2 separate regions of the Homo sapiens genome follow, and region 2 is linked to region 1. A link is an interaction called in ENCODE POLR2A ChIA-PET data of the cell type or tissue named here. Cell type or tissue: Panc1. All regions are shown on one strand. Links, peaks and the distances in the headings refer to the core of each region. The heading gives the core; the rest is flanking DNA. Region 1 has its middle 3.1 kb from the start of NID1. Region 2 has its middle 4.9 kb from the start of B3GALNT2.

Region 1 (4,401 bases), core at 70-4,069:
GAGGTAAAGAGGTATCATGTTTGCAACTTACCCTCAATGGTCCAGATAAAAATTTATGTATATATATATGTATCGATGTGTCTGTGTGTGTGTGCATGCATGTGTGAGTGTGTGGAGAGAGAGACAGACAGAGAGAGAGAAAGACAGAGAGAAAGCAAACATGGCAAAATGTTAATATTAAGGAAAATCTGAGTATATGGGATATGGGAATATAAGGGTATATGGAATCGTTTTGTATTATTTTTGCAATTTTTATGTAAGGTTGAAAATTACATAAATCAAGATTAAAAATTAAAATAACAACAAAAGGCAAGTGGAACCCCAGCAGTGAATGCTGGAGGTCTGATGATAATGAACCAGGAAAACGTTCATGGGAAAACAGGATGTAGAACTATAGGAATTAAACTTTACCCTGAAAAGCTTGGCATCTTCCCAAACATAGGTGGACATAATTGTGTTTTCCCAAGGTACTTTTTATCCTAATCGCCTTTGAAAACAGAATAAAGTGAACACCAAATCCTGCTTCACTCTCATCCTTTGTCAGAGTGTTTTTTTGTTTTGTTTTGTTTTGTTTTGTTTTTTGAGACAGAGTCTCGCTCTGTCGCCCAGGTTGGAGTTCAGTGGCGCGATCTAGGCTCACTGCAAGCTCCGCCTCCCGGGTTCATGCCATTCTCCTGCCTCAGCCTCCCGAGTAGCTGGGACTACAGGCGCCCGCCACCACGCCTGGCTAATTTTTTGTATTTTTTTAGTAGAGGCGGGGTTTCACCGTGTTAGCCAGGATGATCTCGATCACATGACCTCGTGATCCGCCCGCCTCGGCCTCCCAAAGTGCTGGGATTACAGGCTTGAGCCACCGCCCCCGGCCAAGGGTGTCATTTTTATCTGAGATCACAATTGAGTGTGGGTTGTTTAAAATACTCATGAATTGGCCGGGCTCGGTGGCTCACGACTGTAATTGCAGCACTTTGGGAGGCCGAGGTGGGCGGATCACGAGGTCAGGATATCAAGACCATCCTGGCTAACATGGTGAAACCCCGTCTCTACTAAAAATACAAAAAAAAAAAAAAAAAAAAAAAAAAAAAATTGGCCGGGCGTGGTGGCGGGCGCCTGTAGTCCCAGCTACTCGGTAGGCTGAGGCAGGAGAATGGCGTGAACCCAGGAGGCGGAGTTTGCAGTGAGCCGAGATCGCGCCAGTGCACTCCACGCTGGGCAACAGAGCGAGACTCCGTCTCAAATAAAATTAAAAAAAAAATTCATGAATTAGGCGAATTCCCTGGAATTGGAACACTAATACATTCACATCTATATGACATCTGGAAAATAAAAGAAAGCTCCATGGCCATACATGGTCAGTTACCAATCCTCACAGGAGAGTGAGATTAGAACAAATGCCTCCTTCAGAGCAATAGCCAATTGAGCTATTTTCCCACTCAGCTGCCTGGACTTTTGTCTGAATCGTCAGAGAGAAGAGTTACCTTGGGGCCGGGTGTGGTGGCTCACAACTGTAATCCCAGCACTTTGGGAGGCTGAGGCAGGAGGATCACCTGAGGTCAGGACTTCGAGACCAGCCTGGCCAACATGATGAAATCCCATCTCTACTAGAAATACAAAAATTAGTCGGGCGTGGTGGCATGCCTGTAATCCCAGCTACTCAGGAGACTGAGGCAGGAGAATCACCTGAAACTGGGAGGTGGAGGTGGCAGTGAGCCGAGATCACGCCACCGCACTCCAGCCTGGGTGACTGAGGGAGACTCCATCTCAAAAATCAAACACACAAAAAAAGAAAAGTTACCGTGGCTTCTTATAGACACACAGCCTGAGACCTGCTTCTTAAATTTTGTGTTTCTGCCTCATCAGGATGACAGCCATCAAGAAAAGAGTATAAATCTCAAAAGAGCAAGGTTTCATTTTTTTTTAAAGCTGGTATATTACAGAATTATGGGTACCATTGGTACTGCAGATATCAGATGATTCTTAAACATATCAGTGAGTTCTTAAATGGTTAAGAACTGTGCACATTATTAATGTGTATGCAGCATTGGGCTAGGCTCTGCGAAGTCAGGAAAACAAATAAAGCACATGGGCCTTGCCCCCAATGAGCTCTTATCCCCGAAAAACATACGAAATGACTAGAGAAAAAGACCGAATTATTATATACACTTAGAAAATGTCCAGAGCACAATATAAAAGTAAGTATTCGATGATGAATGTGTTTGGAACTACTAATTCTAAAGGAGTGACAGGGACACACTGTCCTAGTAGGAGACACAGCATCAATATTACGTCCTACAAGGACTGGGCAATGTGAGGCGAGTGCAGGGCTATAAATAGTAAATGACAGAGAATTTACCGTATATACTGGACTTACTCAGGCCAAGAGATACTGATGAAATAAAGGAGCACAAGCATGCACAGATAGATCGTGAGCATTATGTATAAACAATGGAGCAAATAGATCTTGTGGGTGGAAATAAAGGGAGAAACCTTTCCTTCCATAGATGGGCAGGATGGCGCGGCAGAAAGAATAATAGCTTTGGTGTCGGACAAACTGGATTCAAATCCTAGCTCTTTCACTACCTGTGTAAAACTGGGCAAGTTATCTAATCATTGCAAACCTTGTTTTCACTACATAGGGCTACTAGCTTGTGCAGTTATTAGTATTAAATTGAATGCTACATTAAGCATCTAGCAGAAGCAGCATTCAACAAGCGATATCTCTTGTTGGTTTGTGTATTTCTTAAAGCATCGCACTGTTATTGTTGTGTTTGTCTCCCTGATAGATTGTGAGCTTCTCAAAGAAAGGACTGTGCCTTAACGGTCTTGGCATTTTGAATTTCTAGTATAGAATCTGGCTCATGGTAGATTCTCAGTAAATATTGACATAATAAGAATCACGAAAACTGTACATTTAGGTAACAACGATGGTTTGATATTAACGGAATACTTACTTTGTGCCCAGCTAGGAGCATTTAATGAATCACCTTATCTAATCCTCACGACAATCCTTCGATTTTAACTATGAACATCCCATACAAGTGACAAGGATATTGAAGCTTAGAAACCTGCCCGTGCTTATACAGCCAGTAAATGGAGAGCCTTGACCTCAGCCAGGTTGGATTCAGGCTGTGCTGAACCAGCAAAGTAGAGAACTGCTCTCCTCCTGTAGTTGCTGAGGAAAGTCCCATGGATGGACCAATAGGAGTTTCAGAAGCTGCCTGAGTACCAAAAAGGGAGAGAATTCGTGAGAAGGGTAAGAGCATTCCAGGCACAGACTACAGCTTCAGAGACAGCTCTGATGTGTGACAGAGGCTGGGGTGGGGTTTTTTGAAGGAGGAGTGTTGAAGGCACAGGCCAAAAAAGGCCTACTGAGCTTGGGGTTTCCCTCAACCACAGGGCATGGGGAAGTCGTGGGGCCCGTGTCACGTGCGGGTGAAGATAGAGAAGAATCTCCATACAGAGATCCTGTAGCAGCTGAAACAGGCAGTGCTGGGGCCCAGAAGCCCAGAAATAGTCAGAAACACAGATGGCATAGAGTAGAGTCAGAAGTGCTTCTGGGGAGCAGGCTGGGGGCTCACAGTGCTGTATTGTTGGGAGGGAACTGAAGGAAAAGCACCATATTTGACAACAGACTGCAGGCTGCAGTAAAAGGTAGTAAACAGAGGGCACTTAATGCAGTGGTTATAAGTGGGGTCCTTGCAGCTGGAACACCTAGGGTCACTTACCGGCTCCCAGCTGCATGACCTTAGCAACATGACTTAACCTCTCTGGGCCTCTATGCCCCTTCTCTGTAAAACAGGGAAGGTCTGTTTCCTAGGGTTACTGTGAGTGCAAAATGAATGAATACTTGTAGAACACATGCTGTCTCTGATGGGTAATAAATGTTATTTCTGATGGCGAATGAATTCAAAAGAAAAAGACAAGTTCTCATGAGTAAATCAAAAGTGTTTTGCTTAGAAGGCATGTTTCCTTTGCTTTTTCTTCCTGTCTTTGCTGGTTCAGAACTCATGCCCCCTAAATTTTATACAGAATTTGCTGTTTTCTGAAAAATTATTATAAACTAGGTTCAAGGTCGTTACTTTTAGCTGCTGACAGGAAACGGGGACGTCCTGTTGACCGCTGATAGGTCTGACATCAAACATATCCAACTCCAGCTGTCCCAGATCCTCTTCCCTGACGTCAAAAGGCAGTACTGGTTTTCCAGTCCTCCAAGTGCAAACCCTTGAACTCAATTTTAACTTCGTTTCTTCTCCTCTTCAATGCCAATCTTATAATCAGGATTTGCTCCTTCTTTCATTTCAATGTTTTAGACTTGGTCCTCTAATAACTTACCTGTCTCTACTTTCACCCTAGTGCCAAAGTAACGATCAACCGATTATTCAGGATACCACTTAAATCGCTTAT
Region 2 (4,401 bases), core at 142-4,141, 560 kb after region 1:
TTAAAACCCACCATGTAGGCTGGGTGCGGTGGCTCATACTTGTAATCCCAGAACTTTGGGAGCTGGGCCGGCGGATCACTTGAGGTCAGGAGTTCAAGACCAGCCTGGCCAACATGGTAGAACCCCATTTCTATTAAAAATACAAAATGGCTGGCCATGGTGGTGCACGCCTGTAATCCTAGCTACTCTGGAGGCTGAGACAGGAGAATTGCTTGAACCCAGGAGGCAGAGGTTGCAGTGAGCTGAGATCGCGCCACTGCACTCCAGCCCAGGTGACAGAGCAAGACTCTGTCTCAAAAAAAAAACAAAAAAACAAAAAAACAAAAAAAAACAAAACCCCACCATGTAACTACTCCCCTTTCATTTCGGAGTAAAAGCCCAAATCCTTATCATGATTTATATCATATTCTTGCTAGGGACTACATCATCCCCGATTATTCTCCTCACCACTCACTCTGTTCCTGTTACACCAACCTCCCTCCTTGAGCACATTTTTGAAGGACAGTTTGGCAGTGTCTATTTTCCTACTCTTCTTGGAGAAGCCCGAGTCAAGATGCTTTCAGACTGAAATGTTAATGATTCTGTCTGCTAGTGTAAAGGTTGTCTTCTGCAAAGATTATCTGGTCGTCATATCACAGGCATTTAATTTAAAAGAATTCAACCATTGGCTTAAAAAAGAAAGAGAAGCAATCATTTAAATAGCACGCATTACTAGGGCAGCGTGTACCCACCCGAGGCAGAGTGCCAGGAGTCCTGAAAAGAATATCTGAATGATTTTAAGGTTTCCCAACTATTCACCAAAAAAAAAAAAAAAGTGAAATTTGTTGATTAAGTGACCAGGCAAGATGGTTTCCTTGAGGAAGAAAGTGAACAACTAAAGCCTGACGAGAAACTTTAATGATAAAGAATTAGAGGGCCAGGCACAGTGGCTTATGCCTGTAATCCCAGCACTTTGGGAGGCTGAGGTAGAAGGACCGCTTGAGGTCAGGAGTTCGAGACCAGCCTGGGCAGCATAGTGAGAGCTCATCCCTACCAAATAAGTAAATAAGAATTAGAGGAATAAAAAAATACTTTTACAGAATTACATATACAAAAACATACATACTATATATTTTAAACTAAGAGATGTTCAAGGGCAATTTTTATTTCACTGGCTGATCGAATTGGGCCCTGTACTAGAGAAAAGAGAACCAGCAAGAAGTGACCCTCATATGGAAGGGATGAGAAGGCGCTTGGAAGTGTCATTAAAGGGCTGGGGTAAGGCTTAAGGCAAGAGATAGCCAGTAGGGACCTCTATTGGGGGACCATAGGAGCAAGTTTATCTCATATCAAGTTAAAAGTTTTCTGTCTGTATCTTCTCAGGCTAAATTCTTGTATTTATTTATTTTTTTGAGACGGAGTTTCACTCTTGTTGCCCAGGCTGGAGTGCAATGGTGCCATCTCGGCTCACTGCAACCTCCGCCTCCTGGGTTCAAGCAATTCTCCTGCCTCAGCCTCCCGAGTAGCTGGGATTACAGGCATATGCCACCACTCCCGGCTAATTTTGGATTTTTAGTAGAGATGGGTTTTCTCCCTGTTGGTCGGGCTGTTCTGGAACCCAGACCTCAGGGGATCCGCCCGCCTCAGCCTCCCAAAGCACTAGGATTACAGGGGTAAGCCACCGCGCCCGGCCAATCCTTTTACAAGTCTGTTAAACATGCCAGCCATGTCTTAGCTGTGACTGGGGGATAAACGGAGGCACTATGTCTGTGTTTCGGGTCAAAGCAGAAGAATCTGGGGCTGTGGCCTCGAGAAGTGGTTATGAGTTGAGGTGGTTGATAGAGAACACTAGAGCAGTCTGGAACAAGAGGTGGCAACGAGACTGATGATGACCTCGTGGAAAAGAGAACACGCCTTGGTACTTAGAAATATTGAGAGAGGGGACTAGAATTTCTGGAGTTATACAGGTTAAGGGGACAGATTGCATACATGGGGATTGAAAAGGAGGGTGATTCCTCCCTTTCCATCACTGGAAAAGTAAAGAAATTTGGAAAAATTCAGAATATATATACAAGAAGAAATATCTGGGCTATAGTGGCTAAGTCTGGAAAGAAAGATTGGGGTGGGCTGAAGGATTCTAACATTATATATTTTGTTTACACTTGTATTACATTACTTGTGTTTGTTATGATAACCATGCATTAGTTTTTTATTAAACATAAGGTTTAGGGGAAAGTCGAATAACTATACAAATTATTATAAAATTCATTAGAAATAGGCCGGGCTCACGCCAGTAATCCCAGCACTTTGGGATGCCAACGCGGGTGGATCACCTGAGGTCAGGAGTTCAAGACCAGCCTGGCCAACATGGCAAAACCCTGTCTCTACAAAAATACAAAAATTAGCCTGCTGTGGTGGTGCGCTCCTGTAGTCCCAGCTACTCGAAAAGCTGAGCCAAGACAATTGCCTGAAACTGGGAGGCAGAGGTTGCAGTGAGCCCAGACCTGGATGACAGAGCGAAATTCTGTCTCAAAAAAAAAAAAAAATATATATATATATGTGAGAAATAAAGAGTATTGAGAGGGAGAATTGCCCTCTGGATTACAAAATATTATACAACTAGGATCATTAGAGTATTACGGTACTGATGAAAGGACAGATGAATGCAAAACTGTGGCTTGGAAACAAATACTATTATGTTAAAAATTTTTAATAAATTGAGGTGATGTCATAAACTAATAGGGAAATAATGGGCCAGGACAATAGTTAGCTATATGAAAAAAATTAATTAATTTTGAGATCCTTGCATTACACCATATTCCTAAATAAATTCCAAATGGATTAAAACATTAAATAAAACAAACAAGAATATTGACCAGATCTCACGATCAGAATCATCCTAAAATATGGAAAAAAATTAAATATTGATCATTTGAATTTATAAAAATTTAAAGTGTTTTTGTGTCCTAAAAGTTATAAAATTAGAAGGCAAGAAAACTGAGGAAAAATAAAGGGCTTATACAAATGGATAAAAGGAAGATACATGACTAATTAACAAAAGAAATAGAAACAGCTAACGAACATAAGAATATTCAATCTCATTGATGAAAAGTTTTGTCCTTTGAATTAATAAAGAACTTTTTTAAAATATGAGGGTGAGATAAGAGAAACATATTGAAGGCAGACATACACATTGAAACAATAGCAGTATGAATAAAGCGGCTTAAAAATAATATCAGAAAAGGAAATTATCTGAAATGTGGAAAAAGTTTTGTGCACAGAAGTGCCAGTATTACTTATTATAGTGGAATAATGGAAACAACCTGTATGTCCAATAATACGGGACCAGATAAGAAATTATAGTGTGGACAAATGATTAAGTTATATTTTCTGAGACTACTAATTAAATATGGGAAGGCTTATAGGTTAGGTGAAAATAGTTGGATATAAATTCTAACTTACAGTATGAATGGCAAATTTTTTTAATGAAAAAACTTTTAAAAAATGTATGAATTGTATGTAGTATGATTTCTTATATTCTTCTGTTTTCCAAGATCCTTTTCATAATCATGTATTACATTGGTAATCAGAAAAAAAAATTCTTCTTTAGAGCCTTCACAATAAAGTCCAAATTCCTTAGCAAAGTTTATGATTACAACCTGGCCTCTGCCTTCTGTTCACCTTCTCATCATTGCCGTGTTCCTAACTTGCACTAAGGTCATACCAATTGCTTACATTTCCCTAATTGCCGTGTCATCACTAGCTCAGGTTTATTTATTTTATTTTTTATTTTTTTGCCTACAGTGCTCTTGAATGTCCTTCCTACTTTCTGGCCCTGTTAACTGGCCACTTTGACTTCAAGCCCCGGCCCTGTATTTTCAAGAGATAGCCTCCTCTGGGGACCCTTGAGTAGAGTTAAATATAGTTGGCCCTCCATATCCCTGGGTACTGCATCTATGAATTCAACCAACCTCAAATTCAGGAAAAAAGCAAACTTGAATTTGCGCATGCCATTGAATCCACGTGAATGAAGTGATGCGTAGACATCATATTAGGTGTTATAAGTAATTTAGAGATGATTTCGCGTATATGAGAGGATGTGTGTATGTTATATGCAAATATTATACCATTTTATATAAGGGACTTGAGCATCCATGAATTTTGGTATCCATAGAAGGTCCAGAACCAATCCCCCATGAGTAGAGACAGCTGTACCCCCTGCTTTGTGCTGCTCTAACATCCTGTGCATTCCTTTCTCAGAGCACTTATCACATTGAATTGCCATCATGGTTACCAACCACCCTAGTTTGTCTCTCCCTAATTCTAATTCTGTTAACTTGTTCCTACTTACCCTATGAGCCCCTTGAGTGCACAGACTGTTTATATCACTACTGAGTTTTTTTATTCTTTCCATTACACATA

What was found. Peaks named below come from ENCODE experiments on the same cell type or tissue, not always from the same donor. Only the 100,000 strongest peaks of a DNase experiment are listed, where the experiment ranks them.
Region 2: POLR2A ChIA-PET joins it to region 1 with 5 read pairs; 2 of 35 experiments call an interaction of 5 or more read pairs at or near these places.

What each region holds. Positions count from the first base shown.
Region 1 is chr1:236,066,004-236,070,404 of GRCh38, reverse strand. No RefSeq gene overlaps it. Among named protein-coding and RNA genes, the nearest start is that of NID1, 3.1 kb to the right of the region's middle. In Panc1, for the core only: no CTCF peak of the experiment used is centred there; a DNase peak (open chromatin) is centred at 2,304.
Region 2 is chr1:235,507,148-235,511,548 of GRCh38, reverse strand. No RefSeq gene overlaps it. Among named protein-coding and RNA genes, the nearest start is that of B3GALNT2, 4.9 kb to the right of the region's middle. In Panc1, for the core only: no CTCF peak of the experiment used is centred there; no DNase peak of the experiment used is centred there.